Linked DNA regions of Homo sapiens: region 2 is linked to region 1. The links are chromatin contacts, found by Hi-C or POLR2A ChIA-PET in ENCODE. All regions are on one chromosome and are shown on one strand. The core of a region is the stretch at or near the end of the contact, and the rest is flanking DNA. Distances in the headings are between cores, read along the strand shown.

Region 1 (7,348 bases), core at 1,489-3,988:
AGAGGGACTGATGGCAATTATGGCAAAGTGGAGACCACATGCCACCCTCTGAAGAGGCAGCACCACTCAGCTCCAGCCTGTTGTCATCATCTGGTAACATGGTCTCAGTGCTTTGTAATTTTTTCAAAAGAGGCCAGTGATCCAGTGTTCAGGCAACTTTCAGTGGGTTGACAAAATATATCTGCAGGTTTATCTGCCCAGAGATTTACTTAACTGCAGTTACGTATTTTTCCAGGTTGCAAACAAAAATTGATCCTTTTCCTATGTTCCTTTCTCTTTCCAGGCCATTACATTTATGTGGATACCTCCTTTGGCAAGCAGGGGGAGAAAGCTGTGCTGCTAAGTCCTGACTTACAGGCTGAGGAATGGAGCTGCCTCCGTTTGGTCTACCAGATAACCACATCTTCGGAGTCTCTGTCAGATCCCAGCCAGCTGAACCTCTACATGAGATTTGAAGATGAAAGCTTTGATCGCTTGCTTTGGTCAGCTAAGGAACCTTCAGACAGCTGGCTCATAGCCAGCTTGGATTTGCAAAACAGTTCCAAGAAATTCAAGGTAGGTGGAGTTTAGGAGAAAGATATAAGGCCTATTATCTTTGCTTTATACTATTCTAAAATCTTATGAAAACTTCTGACATGGAGGTTAGTTATCTCCTGGATTATGACGTGATGTTTCATAAGATACATACCATAGAAGAATATTAGCAATGGAAATTAACATTTTGTTTATTCCTTAAAAGAGCTTCTTCCCAGATTTCTTTCCCATCTATTTAAATGAGCCTTCTGTAAAAATCTAAATGGGGCTTAAATCAACCTCTTCAATGAAAATAGATTTTCTATGGCTTTAGGGAGTATTCTCATTTCTATAATTTTATTTCATCCTTCTAAATTGTGTGTGCTATGTGTTTGTTTATCTTCTTAATCATTTCTTTGCTACAAATTTTGAACAAAAGATTATAATAAAAGGAAAGTGAAAATACTTTAAAAGAGAAAAGATACTTAAAGGACATGTTCCATTTCCTTTTCAAAGAGGGAAGTTGTTCCTTTGGGAGTCCTGGAAAAGGAAGGTAGCGAATGTAAGGTGAAGCTGGGTGTGGACTGGATAAGGAAGGAGGATGGGATCCAGACACACCTGGCCATGAAGTGTGATGTTTATTGAAAATATTTCATCGGGGACACAATGGAGCCATCATGAAAATATTCCCCATTCCTAATCCGTCTTTCAATTTCCTATCCCATCCCACTTCTTTGAAAGGCTTGAAATGCTTTACTCTCCAATACCCACTGTCTGCTTGGAGTCCTTCCCTGTCAGCCAGTGGTTGAGGATGGAGCATGGGGGCTCTGAGTTCTCTCTTTAACAACTTCTTCCCAGCAGTTATCACCTCCTAAATCTGCCAGCATAGTTGCAGAATATAGGGCTAAAACCACAGGAGAAAAAGTGATTACTTTCAGAAACAGGACCACAAGTGCTACCACAAGCACTGAAGGTGGTGGTGGTTGGGATAGCAAGAGAAGAAAAGACAGCTGACTCTGAGCTTCTATCAGATGCCTTATTTACCTTGAAGTTTTGATGTATGAGTTTATGTGCACATGCGCATGCACACACATATATACACACACATTCTTCTAGTAAAGTCCGTAGTGAAATTGGTATCCAATAGCAATTAGCTGAGACTAACAATCCTGTTTTGCCTTAAGTGGCTGAACAGCTCCAGACTAATAGCTGAAATACTGAACCAAGGAAACATGATGTTTTGAAGTCTAACTCCCCTTCTTCCCCATATGTTGTGCAGATTTTAATAGAAGGTGTACTAGGACAGGGAAACACAGCCAGCATCGCACTATTTGAAATCAAGATGACAACCGGCTACTGTATTGGTAAGTGGGCTTCATTTTCATTAAATCAAATTGTGAATCTTTTTCTAAAAGTTACTGTTGCCAGAGGGAACTGAATCAATCCTAAAGACCAACTATTTTATAGAATGCACTGCATAATGCATACTGGTTTAAATTCTTTGCTAGATTCATTTGAATACTGTATGTTTTTTGTCTTTAGTGTGGGAAGGCTCATTAGAATCTGCCTGTACAGTCTGGATTAATGAAAGAAATATAGATGCAGGAACTGTAACTTCAGAGCTGCCACCTTAACCTCAACACATTCTGATTAAAATAATTTACAAATTGCTGGAAACTCAGCTTTTTGTAGCATGTGCCAGAAAAGCAGACATTGTATTACCTCCTTTCCCTTATTTCTCTCTTGGCACACCACGGCTCTCCTCTTAATAATCACAGTTGTCACTTAGATTTCACTTGAGCAGAGTTGGTTGGCTGTCTCTTATCTGCCAGCTTCCAAGAGGGCATAAAGAAAGGATAAACCCTGTCCTATGGTGGTTCAGTTCCTATTTGTCTACATTGAAGCTAGTTCTGCATATGGCAAATACTGCTGAGGAAGGACAAGCTGTGCAGTGGAGAGGCGCAGGGAGGAGGAGAGGAAATTGGAGAGGACTGAATAGGGACAGTGCACTGGAGCAGGAGTTTCAAGAAGGAGAAGAATTTAGTTAAGTGGAGGTGCAGGGTAGGAAGGCAAGGGTTCTCCATGGCCAGACCCCTGTGGGGAGAAAGAAACAGGGCAGGTTCAGGCAAAGGCAAGAGGCTGAGTAGGGTGTTTGAAGTGAGACCAGGACTGCTAAGGGAGTTTGTGATGGAAGAGTGTGGATGCAGGATGTGGAGCTTGGACCTGCTGAATCATGTGGGTCAGCCAGCAGGGGAGAAGTGTGCAGCTGCACTTTCAGATGACTCCAGCTGCCACGTGGAAAATGAGTTGGGTACAAAGAAAATGCATAGCAGGTGGGAAAACCCCTAGGAAGCAGCTGTGACATTACAGAGGGGGCATAATGAGGGTAATACTGAATTAGCAGTGGAATTGGAAAAAGGCAGTAGAATTGAGAGATTTTTCAGCACTGACAACTCTTGAAGGCTAAATGAATGTGACGGGGAAGAGAAAGGAGAGTCAAAGAATATTCTGAACGACAACAACAACAAAAAAGCCTTTGCTAATTCCCTTACGTTTCACTTGTCTGTTTTGACCTCAATGATATCTCTAGGGCAAGTGAAAGAAAACAGACCATTTTCTGAAGATACAGTGAGGCTCAGGCTCTTTTCCTTGAGCCTCCCGCTGGGCTTCCACCTGGCATCTGCACAGCTTGTGAACGACAGGGAAGTCAGACACCTCTGGTGGAGCGCCACCTGCTGGCTCAGTCAGCTTACTGAGCCTCAGCCTCTTGGCATCCGTAAAATGGGAATAAAAAGCTTCCCTCCTAGGATTCTTAGGAGGAGGAATATCCTGGTTATGAAAATAATTGGTATATACAGTGCTGGACATCCAAAACATGTTAATTGCCTTTCTTCAAATGATGTGGTGACTTCTGATTTGTTTAAAACAAAAGGATGCCAACACTTTTATCTTGTTAAACTCTATGATCACACTCTGACTTCTTTCTTTCTGGGTACTTTATCTGCCTCTCTCCATTGCTCATCTGTAAAATGAGGTTAGTAACAGTGCCTATGTCATGGGGCTGCTTTGAAGATTGAATAAGTTAATTTATGTAAAGTGCTCAGAATGGAGCCTGGCATATTGAGGAATATTTTGCTTTTTATTTTACTCTTAGGCAGCATTTGGCACTGAATGTTAGGGCATTGGCTAGCAGACACTGTGGTGGAAACATTGAAAATGAAAATCTTAGAAATGTTCAGTGCTTGCTAATGTAAAAACACATTGCTGACTACACCAGTCAAGATCCTGGCAGGAAGGAGGAAACAGAGGGTACAGTCAACCTGAGTAATTTGAGGGAAGCTCACTGAAGAGACCACAAAGGTGTGAGTGGTAAAGGAAGCCAGCAAGGAATAGCTCTGTGACCCAGGACTAGTAACAGTGATGATTCAGGAGCTGTTATCTTCTTTTGGTCTGAAAGGACAAGGGAGGAGGAGTTTCCAGTACCTGTAAACAATAGCTATTTGTCAAACAAGGGCTGCTTGACAAGACTTGCCAACTCATGGCGACCTGGCTGGGAGACTGCTGGGCAAGTAAACCCCTGATTTCATTCTCCTTCCACCCTCCATTGGTCGAATCCAACAGGGAGATGGAAGGCAGGGTAGCCCATTGATACAGTCCGGATAGGTCAACCTCTGCAGGACCTATCAGGTGGAGAAGAGCAACGTGGATCCGCAGGGGGCCAGTGGCCAGCACAATTATACTTCCTAGTTTAACTGTGTGATTATAAGGGTCAATGGAGGCATTAGCTTGTGGGTTTCTTGCTCCCTTTTAAGGAACAATTGTTGATGGAGACCAATATATCCATGCAAACATGCCAATGACACTAAGGGTAGAAGAGGGGGATCTGATTATCTTCTCTCTCTTCTCTACTCAGTAGCTGCAAAAGGGACCAGAACCTAGGATATATCTGCCCCACCTATTTTACCTGGGTTCTGATTTATAAGAAAAACAGGGAATTTTAGCATCTCAGACACATGTCCCTCAGCTCTGGGCAACTTGTTCATCATGAGAAGAGAAAGGAATGGAGGACTGGGCCAGTAGATTCAAGAAAGGGTTGTGGAAAAAATTTTCTAGAGCTACGAGCATAACCCTGAACAGCTCTTTGAGACAGAGGTGACTGATAAAAATAGCTGACTTGTACCAAGCACTGACCACATGCCTGGCACTATGCTGGGAGCTCTCCACACTTACAATAGCTCTGTGAAGTGGGAACATTGTCCCCATTTCACATATGGAGACACAGAGGCTACAAAAAGTGGTAAGTCATGCTCCAAGTGACATGGCTAATAAGTGGAAGGGCCATAATCCAAAGGGCCAATGATGAATTAGAATCTTGATTCATTACAGGATCTGTCTCTCTTCTTGGCCAAAATTGTGCAGGGGTCCTGGTAGAAAGGTTGCAGTGGGCAAAGGAAGAGAGAAACTTCTGAATATCTAAGAGCAAACTCTGTAGTAGGATGCGTGTACCCAGGTGTGACTGTGTCTCCATGAAGTGTTTTTGTTTCCCTTCCCCAGAATGTGACTTTGAAGAAAATCATCTCTGTGGCTTTGTGAACCGCTGGAATCCCAATGTGAACTGGTTTGTTGGAGGAGGAAGTATTCGGAATGTCCACTCCATTCTCCCACAGGATCACACCTTCAAGAGTGAACTGGGTGAGCTGGGATCAAATAGAGTCCTTTTCCCAGGATAAATTTTTCTGCTGTCTCCTCCCACTTCCTGCACTGACCTAGCTGTGGCTTCTGTCAACAGGGAAGAGAGGAGGGAGGAGGGTGAGTAGGAACTAAGTAGGAACCAGGAGGTGTGACAGAAGAGTAGGGAAGGATCTACAGTGAGGTAGAGACAAACTGCAGCTGTGAGCTCTGTAGCTAAGGGGAAGGCCATTCCATTAAAAGTTCTCCTTCACCTGTGGCCTAGTCTTGCATTTTCATATTTCCATATTATGCTTTACTTTCTTGTATATTTGTTGTTTAATATTTCTCATTTCTAAAGACAAGGCTGGAAAAATCCTAGGTTACTTTTCACTGAAGATAGATCAAAGGATGGGAATGGGTCCTAAGAACTTCCCAAGTGACAGTGAGGTGAGCCAATACTGATGATTAGCTCTGAATGTGGTGTGCAACAGGCCCCCCTAGTGGCCAAGAAGGCTGCTTCTCTGCAAGGAAAATGGGAGGTGAGGTTGTGTTACCAGCGAGAAGTCAGCTTTGAGGAGAAGTCCTCCACAGAAGAGAGACAAGGGCAAGGGCTTACTTACTTGTGGGTTACCACTGCTCTCACCTGGACCCTGGTAGGCTTTGGAAAAGCCAAGGTCTCCCCACAGTTGTAAGACATTTCATCCTCGACTCCAAGGTCTCCACGGAGTGAGAAGCTTCTGGCAGCTGGCCTTTCAACAAGAACAAGAACAGGAATTTTTATTCTGTTGCAAACAGTTAACTTTTTCTCTTTTGATCCTTTACGCATAGATATTGAGGTAATATACTCATCCTAATAATTTGTTGATGGTGACAGTGTGTCCCCATGCCTGAAGACATAATGACCTTTTATGGTTCTTACCATTTTTCTTCATTCAGTATTGCTTCTCTTCATCTGAATATATTTAACCATGTCTCCAACTCTTTTTTTCAAAAGTGCTCATCCTTCAGCTTATCTTGACTCTGGACAGTCTTCATCCTAACCTTACTGTTCTCTTTGCTCCTATTCTAACTTCTCCTTTATATCCAGAGTCTCAGGTTCAATTCCCTGTAACAGCCAGGCAGACAGTATAAGCAAATGACATGTGGGCTGGGTGAGGACTGCGGCAAACTAGATGGCAGAGACCCTGTGCAAAGGTTACTTGGCTCCAATGAGTTGCTGCTGTGTGAGAATGTAAGCCCGGGTTGCCAGATCTTTTGATGTTTCAAGATCATTAGGAAGGCAGGGGATTTTTTTGTGTGTGTGAAATTTCCCAAATTTTTAAAAGTTGGTGAATATTTTCTAAAATCACAGTGTGGGCCAATAAAACACACTTGCCGGTCAGGCCCTGTTGGCCAACTTCTATTTTGCAACCTTCATTTGACAAGTTTCTTTTACAATACATTCAGGCTTCTTAGAATAAGCTCTTTATAAGTAACCACAAATAAAAAGACTGGAGTCTCATGGAGTTGCCTGTTTAAAACAAACGCAACTTTAAATCTAGCATTTTCATTAATTTGACCCAGCATTAGATATGATGGGGTAAATGACAGTTAAAATGACAGATCCTCTATGGCCCCTTCCCAGCTTCAAGGAAGACGCTTTCAAGAAAGGAAAAGGGATTTCTACCACAAATGGATGTTAACAAAGGGTGGTATGTGTCAAGTGCAATAAGAGTGGTCTCCTTCCTCCATCAAAAAAGAAAGGTGTTGGGAATTCAGAGACAAAAGAGGTCCCTCACTGCTTGGATGTCCTAGAAGACATGATAAAAGAAGTAAACTGTATTTCGGGGATGGGTATGATTTTGACAAAGATGAGAAAAAGCTAAGAGCAATGATACAGTGGTTGTGCTACAAGGGGTGGATGGTGGGAGAGATGTGGCTGAGAAAGCAGTGCAGGGGCAAATTCTAAAATGCCTGGAATGCCAGGAAAGAGATTTTAACTTTATTTCATTGACAATGGGAGGCCACACAGGTGTTTGGGCAGGGGAGAGACACCATCACAGCAGTGTATTTAGATGGATTAACATGACAGAGATTATTTCAATAGATGGAGAGTAAAAAGGTGGAGCAAGAGTACAGAAGAATCCCCCAGAAACTGTTTCTTCAGATGCATCTGGGGTCACTT
Region 2 (7,348 bases), core at 3,402-5,901, 49 kb after region 1:
ATTTCCAACTTGACCCTCCCTGCCTCATTCTTAGGATGTGATCTCATGGGTTCATCTCCCAAAGGATAAAGGCATCCAACACAAGCTCCTTCAGTTCTGTTCCTCTCTGAATCTTCACCTGCCTCTCTTCATCTCCTGATCAATCTGACAAAGAAAGTATTATCCTTGCTCTTCGTCAAAACCAACCTGCCCATCTAGGCATTTGATCTCACCTTCTTGCCTCCTCTGGGAACTTATTTCATAAATTATTCCCTCTCTCGTAAATCTTCAATCTCCATTAGTCCTTTGCATACTGCCAATATATGTTAGTCTCCTGCATTCGACACCGATGAACAATAAACCTTCCTTTCATCTCAGTACCCATTTAAGTTGCCAATCCCTCCCATTCCTTCAGCCTCCAAACTTCTGGAAAGATGTATCTTCAATTATTGTCTTCACTCCAGTGTGGCTTCTCATTCCTCAAATCCTTGTCTTCTGCCCTCTGCCTTCCTCCTCCAATGCTCCCTCAGCGTTTATCAACAGCAAAGTATATCTCATTGATCTTGTTGCAGAAATCATTATACATACCCAGGAAAGTCCTATGCTTCTCTCAATGTCTACCTCAAATGCCTCTTCCTCTTTGAATCTTTTATAAGTCATTGACTTGGGTTTTACTTGTTGGAATGGTATTTGTGTAATGAAGGAGCTCTAGTTCAGGAATATAAAGAGTTGCCCTGACTCTAGCATTTACTATGTAAATCAGAATGTCATGTCACCTTTCTGTGAAACAAGGACATGTTTTAAAATGACTTCTAGGTCTCTTCTACCTCCTGTTATATTTTTGGCATCTTAATAGCAGAAACTGTGTTTTAACATTGTGCAACATGGTTCTTGTTGGTAATTTTCTCTACTCCTTCATTTTCTCTTACAAAAATCTTTCCCTTTTAGGAAAAAAAAAGTTGAAATTTAAGTCTTTGATTCAAATTTCCACTTTTAAAATCTTTTTAACTATGCCCTTACAGAATGACAATATGATTACATGTAAAATACCTAGGGTTCTGAAATTTTAAAGGCAGCTCTAGAAGTTCACTCGAATAGAAGAGCAAGTCTAGAAAGTTTCTGTAGAGATTTATAAATAGTTGGCTATTTAACAGCCAGACACCCTGCTATAAAGAGATTAAGGAAGCAGAAAACCAATGTGTAGACAAGACACATGAGAGGAGGTGAATTTCCTATCACATTTCATGATGTCTGGGAACACTGGAAGAGAACTGCTTCAGGATATTAATGTCCCAGCATTATTAAAGCAGAGCAGCTGAGAGCAAAGTAGAAATAGAAAGGTCATTAATTACTGACAAGATAATCAACACATTATAGAGCAGATTAAGGTGGCTTTGTACACAGAACAAGGAAAATTATACTGTCAAGTGGAATAAGTTTTCATGTCAAAGAATAAGGAGCTAAGTATGGAAAAGGAACCTACTCTTGAGTTTTTCAAGCTAAACTCAGCATCATTTGTGAGTTCATGAATTCTACATTGCTTTAAATATGAGTAAGGCAGGCTGAGATACTCTTGTTTTCCTTCTGTTTCATTTCCTTTCAGTTATTTGTTGAGACCTTCTGTGTTTCATGCCAACTTATGAGAAAATTACTGGGAAGATAGATTAGCACAACTGGTAGTTGCTGACACATACTTTACACGAACATAGTGTTTATGTCAGTCCATTCTTTCGTGAGTTTTCTGAGTAATTTCATGGAACATTGTTGGATCAGCAATTTGTTCTCCCAGCAATATGGAGACATCCGAAAAGACAGACCAGGCATTCTTTCCCTATAGTTTTACTAATAAGCTTAATTAGGCAAACATTTATTCCAAAGTTTGTTTATGAACCTGAAAATACCACTTCCCTTCCCCACTTCCAAACTTCTATCTTGTGAATATTTCACAGCCGTACAGTCATTGCATTTTAAAGAAATATTTTCCCAAATTCTAGGTGATGCCACATTATTTTTTGATGCTCGCATTGAGATTCTCTGGGGATCCTCTGGTTTTCTGAGCTCATAGACCAAATAAGTATTTGCTGGCCTCTAGAGCTATAAGCTCAACTCATGCAATTAGAAATTGACAATTCACACATTAATAAAGACTCTCTAATTTCACCAGAGGAAACATACCTTATTTCCTTTTGCATAGATATGCCTACCTTTCCCTCCTCCTCTTATATGTCTTTCTCTGGATATTTTCTGCACTATCTGTTTAGTACTTACTTCTAGTAGAAGTCTCTCTCCAGTGAGTCCACAAATCACTTCCCTCTGGCATATCCCACCACATCACTGACAGTCCATGAGCATTTACTTTTGTTTAGTATCAGGTTACATGTTTATCTATACGATGCTCAAAGATAAATTACTATTTGTGGCCCTCCCATTTCATCTCAATCTTCAAACCAAGACATTTGGTTCTGCTTTATTCAAACGAGGAATGCCACATAAACAAATCTGAAAGGCAAATGTCAAGTCAGAGGGGGAAAAAAAGGTTGCAACATATGCAACAAAGTCTTAATACATTTAAAATAAATATATAAATCTAATAAATCAATAAGCCAAAGGTAAACTAAGCAATAGGAAAGCGGATAGGATATATACAGGCAAATCAGAAAAAAAGAAATATAACCAGAAAATAAATGCACAAATATACCCAACCTCATTATAATCAAAGACATTATGTTTTTAGACAGGGTCTTACTCTGTCACCCAGGCTGGAGTCCAGTGGTGTGATCATAGCTCACTGTAACCTTGACCTCTGCAAGGTCAGGTGATCCTCCCACCTCAGCCTCCCAAGTAGCTGGAAGTACAGGTGTGCACCATCATGTACAGCTAATTTTTGCATTTTTTGTAGAAATGTGGTCTCACTATTACCCAGCTTGTCTCAAACCCCTGGGCTCAAGCGATCCACCCATGTATGACCTCCCAAAGTGCTTTACAAGTGTTAGCCAACACACCCAGCCAAAGAAATCTTAAAAGTAATGAAATAATACATTTGTCTATCAAAATATTTTAAAAACATAATACCCTGGAGTATGATGTTTGTATTAATTGCTGTATTTATACTGTACACTGTTTGTATTGTTCAATTTATGAATTAAAACATAAATCTTTCACTTTAGATGCAAGTATAAATATATATACCCATTTATATATATACATATATGCATATTTGGGTCTAAAGTGAAATATTTATTTTTAAATATATATAATATGTACATATATACATATAAATGTTTTCTGGTCTAAGTGAAAGATTTATTTTTCAATATATGTACTATACATATGTATACATATTAATGTTTTCTAAAGTGAAAAAATTTTTAATTGATAATTGAATAAATACATTCAAATGTACTTATATATGTATATACAGTCATGTATCACTTAATGATAAGGATACATTCCAAGAAATGTGTTTGTTAGGCAATTTTGTCCTTGTGAGGATATCATAGAATATTTATACAAACCTAGATGGTATAGCCTACTACACACCTAGACTGTATGGTATAGCCTACAGATCCTGGGCTTTAAACCTATACAGCATGTTATTGTATTAAATAATGGCAACAGTTACAACACAATGGTAAGTATTTTTGTATCTAAACATATCTAAAGAGACAGAAGTACAGTAAAAATATGGTAGTATAATCTTATGGAACTACCATTGTACATGCAGTCCATCATTGACTGGAATGTCATTATGCAGTGTATGACTGTATATGTATATATATAAACATATATGTGTGCATGCATAATACACACACACACACACACACACACACACACACGTATAACATTACCCTGGAAAGGTGAGGATGCAAGGAAATAAGGATTATCATGTGCTCTTATATGAGGGTAAATTGGCACAATGTTTTAATAACAATTTAATTACATGAATAAAAAAGGAAGCGCTCAAACATGCATACTTTATTACATAACAATTCTACATCTAGGGATTTATCATAAGGAAATAATCATGGTTATGCACAAAGATTTAGCTATAATCGTTCATTCCAGTAATATTTATAATACTGAGAGAGTGGAAACTACCATATTGTCTGTTATTAGGAGTTGGTTAAATAAGTGTGGCATAGGTTAAAAAGGGGTAAGAGTTATGTAAGCTTTAAACTGCAGCTCTTCTTCACTTCATGGATCTACACTTTGGCTTGGGAATCAATGAAAATCAGGCTAATTGCCTCTATGTCTCAGAGGTGGGTAGGGCAAAGTCAGCATTCTTATTAGCAAAGGATTGCTAAAAGTGCTTGCTGTCTTCTTCAGGCCCAGGAGGGGTTCATCTAGAGCAGAGTGAGCCCTTGAGAGGCAAGAGGAGGACCTAGATTCTTCCTTTTTGCTGTTTGTGGATTGCATTCTATAAATCTATCTTCTGGCAGGACTGACGTTTTTGTAACTCCAAGTGAGCCACAACAATGACTCCAATTATAATGCCTGTCCTTGGACATGACAATTAAATTGGTCTTTACATTTTATTACATTACATTTGTCAGGGCAGTGTTTGACCAGGAGAACTCCCTATGGGAGGTGGGCCAGAGAGAAACCACATTGTATTTTTAGCCCAGCACTGATTTTTTTTACACAAAATCACAGGCAGCCCGGAGGCCTATTAGAAATCACCAGACTGGCTGGGCACGGTGACTCACACCTGTAATCCCAGCACTTTGGGAGGGTGAGGCAGACAGATCACTTGAGGCCAGGAGATCAAGACCAGCCTGGCCAACATGGTAAGACCCTGTCTCTACTAAAAGTAAAAAAATTCGCAAGGCATGGTGGCGCATGCTTGTAATCCCAGCTACTCAGGAGGCTGAGACACGAGAATCCCTCGAATCCAGGAGGGAGAGGTTGCAGTGAGCCGTGATTGCGCTACTGCACTCTAGCCTGGGCAACAGAGGGAGACCCTGTCTCCAGAAAAAAAAAAGAACAAAAAACAGAAGTCACCAGATGGTCACCTGCCCTCTTGAGGAGTACATGTAAAAATCAGGAAGGCATTTGCACCTATTTTCCTTCAGTGATAATGAAAGCTTTATGGGGTAATTAAATATAATAATGTCTTCATTATTAGGGTGGGGAATTAGAGACTAAAACATTAAAAATGATGTCATCTTAGCTTTGTCTAATGTTCATTTTTTTCAGAGGTTTTTCTCATTTATTTTCCACTTGCATCTTCAACATTAATTGTGTAGGATTAGTCTTCTCTGTCCCACCATGAAAAGAACATGAACTTTGCAATCAGACACACTTTGCTCTCAAAACAAGGGGGAAAAGTGAAAATGGGTGCAAGTGAAGATAAGGGTGTAGATGTGGATGTCGGAGAAGCTGTGAGCATTCTTTCTGGGGGGCCTACATTTTCAGCGCAGAGCAGGGCAGTGATGTCTTCGGCTAAGGGTGAGAAGGACGTGGCTGAGGTGAGGGAAGAGCTGCTGTGGAAAGGAGGAGATACTATGGCTGGTTCGACATTAGCCAGTTCTGAAAATCAGCCACAATCTATGTAAGAGTCAGGCTCCTGTGCTGAGTTACCAAAATACTCCATCAACAAACGTAAGGCAAAATGACAGGAAGCTTGTTGTAAACACAAGTCAAAGAAATGTTTGGTCCCATGCTATTAACTGGGGAGTTGCATCATGTCTCTCAGAATCGTATTTTAAGATACCTAAAGCAAAATAGGGAAAATGAGGGGGCTGTATAATGAAATACATTCTATCAGGGATCAGGAAGGGGTGTAATGTTTCATACCCGAGTCTGCAACTGGCTGTTGTGTGAGCTGCTATCACAGGCTCTCTGGACCTGTTCTTCATTCTAAAAAATAGCTGATTCTGTGGTCCCTTCTGGAACCTCCCCTCCCCTTACAGTGGCCTAAAGATCAGAAAATAAAGCAGATTTCTGAAATCTTTGAGTTGAGAGGTTTGGATGTTTACCATCCAAATAGCAATGAAAAAGTTCAGCTACAGGCCTGTATTCTATCACAGTGTGGTCCCTAGCCCAGACCTGAAGGCTCCTGGGAGCAGAAAGACTTTCACACTGAGAAAAGCTGGAAGCTGCTTGATCTCTGTCGCTTGTAAGAGCCAAAAGTTGAATTAAATCAGATGGGTCTTTTAAAAAAGAAAAAACTAACCAGATGGGTCCTTTAAGAAAAAAAGTATTGGTCAGCTAAAAACTTATTTAAAAACACATGGTCATTCTGCCTTTTGTGGGAGATGAAGACCAAATATAGTATCTGCAGCAGGCATGCTTTTGCAATTTTGCAGCTATTTCTCAAAACAGTGCTAGGTTCTAAGAATGCTAAAGCCTCACACTTACTTTTCTAGATAAAGCTTCACTTAGTCTGCCTTCAGGGATTTGTAATAATTTCATCCATTTTGCCAAGTATCTCAATATTGAAATTTTTTAAAAACTCTATTACAACTTATTGTCAAACAGTTAAATGAATGCAATTACATCGTATAGTATATCTTACAGATGTGTCAGTAGCATCTTAATGAAGGGCTCTGGAATTTCACTGACTGGATTATAGTAATTTTGTGAATAATTATGCCACCAACTCTGTAGTTGTCGTAACCAAATTTATCTGTGCAAATGATTTCAAAAGATTTTAACCTCATCAGAAGAAAAGTTAAATTTAACTCAAAATCAAACCGTCTGGGAAATTGTTGAGGTCTACCACTTATAATAAGAACTTAACTAGGTTCATTTTGTGAAAATGGGTAAGTTATGATATTGTTGGCACAGGACTGAAATGTTTCTATCCAAATATAGAAGGCAATTTCTGGAAGCTATCATTTACATGCTAATTATAGGCCTAAATGGGGCCATTCAATTGGTAAAGTAGATGGTGGATTAACCCAACAACCTAGTCTACCATGTCTATCAAGCAGGTCATGGAATCTACTCTAAAAGGCAGTGAAAAAATATTTAATACAGCCAGTGTTTAGTTCTTTAACACAAACAGTCCTTTTGAACTATATAACAAAGATTTGATTTGATTTGACTTCACAGCACCCAACAAAATTTATTTCCTCCATTTCCTGGCAAAATTCTATTCATTATATTTGGTAGTTGTTAAACTATAACATCCTATAAAGTGAAAAGCAATAACCCTGATTATTTTAAAACCTATCTTGATTTGGTTTGAGAACATGAATTCCTGACATACCTGATTCTCTACTTTTTCTTTCCTGGGTACTTTTGTTTTGTTTTGTTTTTTTAAGACAGGATCTCACTCTGTCACCCAGGCTGGAGTGCAGTGATGTGATCACAGTTCACTGCAGCCTCAACCTCCCGGGCCGAGGTGATCCTTCCACCTCAACCT

Evidence for each region. A loop is a pair of places that touch in the nucleus more often than their neighbours do. ChIA-PET counts read pairs that join two places held with the same protein, here RNA polymerase II (POLR2A). Pooled maps may share reads with other maps.
Region 2: a map of heart left ventricle shows a loop between it and region 1 (5-fold over the local background). The contact joins two enhancer-like sites. A Hi-C loop is called at or near these places in 1 of 168 maps with a recorded cell type or tissue (heart left ventricle) and 1 of 50 pooled maps. POLR2A ChIA-PET finds 5 or more read pairs at or near these places in 2 of 52 experiments (PC-9 and activated T-cell).

The regions. Positions count from the first base shown.
Region 1 is chr9:70,107,928-70,115,275 of GRCh38, forward strand. MAMDC2 (MAM domain containing 2) reads left to right here. Exons shown (of 14, transcript NM_153267.5): 3 at 284-555; 4 at 1,793-1,877; 5 at 5,068-5,205. Among named protein-coding and RNA genes, the nearest start is that of MAMDC2-AS1, 64 kb to the right of the region's middle. Within about 2 kb of position 2,739, at least 10 of the 41 ENCODE cell types and tissues checked have a DNase peak (open chromatin) inside an H3K27ac peak, as active enhancers do.
Region 2 is chr9:70,155,265-70,162,612 of GRCh38, forward strand. All of the region lies in intron 9 of MAMDC2 (MAM domain containing 2), which reads left to right. MAMDC2-AS1 (MAMDC2 antisense RNA 1) reads right to left here. Exons shown (of 4, transcript NR_040076.1): 3 at 2,248-2,478. Among named protein-coding and RNA genes, the nearest start is that of MAMDC2-AS1, 17 kb to the right of the region's middle. Within about 2 kb of position 4,652, at least 2 of the 41 ENCODE cell types and tissues checked have a DNase peak (open chromatin) inside an H3K27ac peak, as active enhancers do.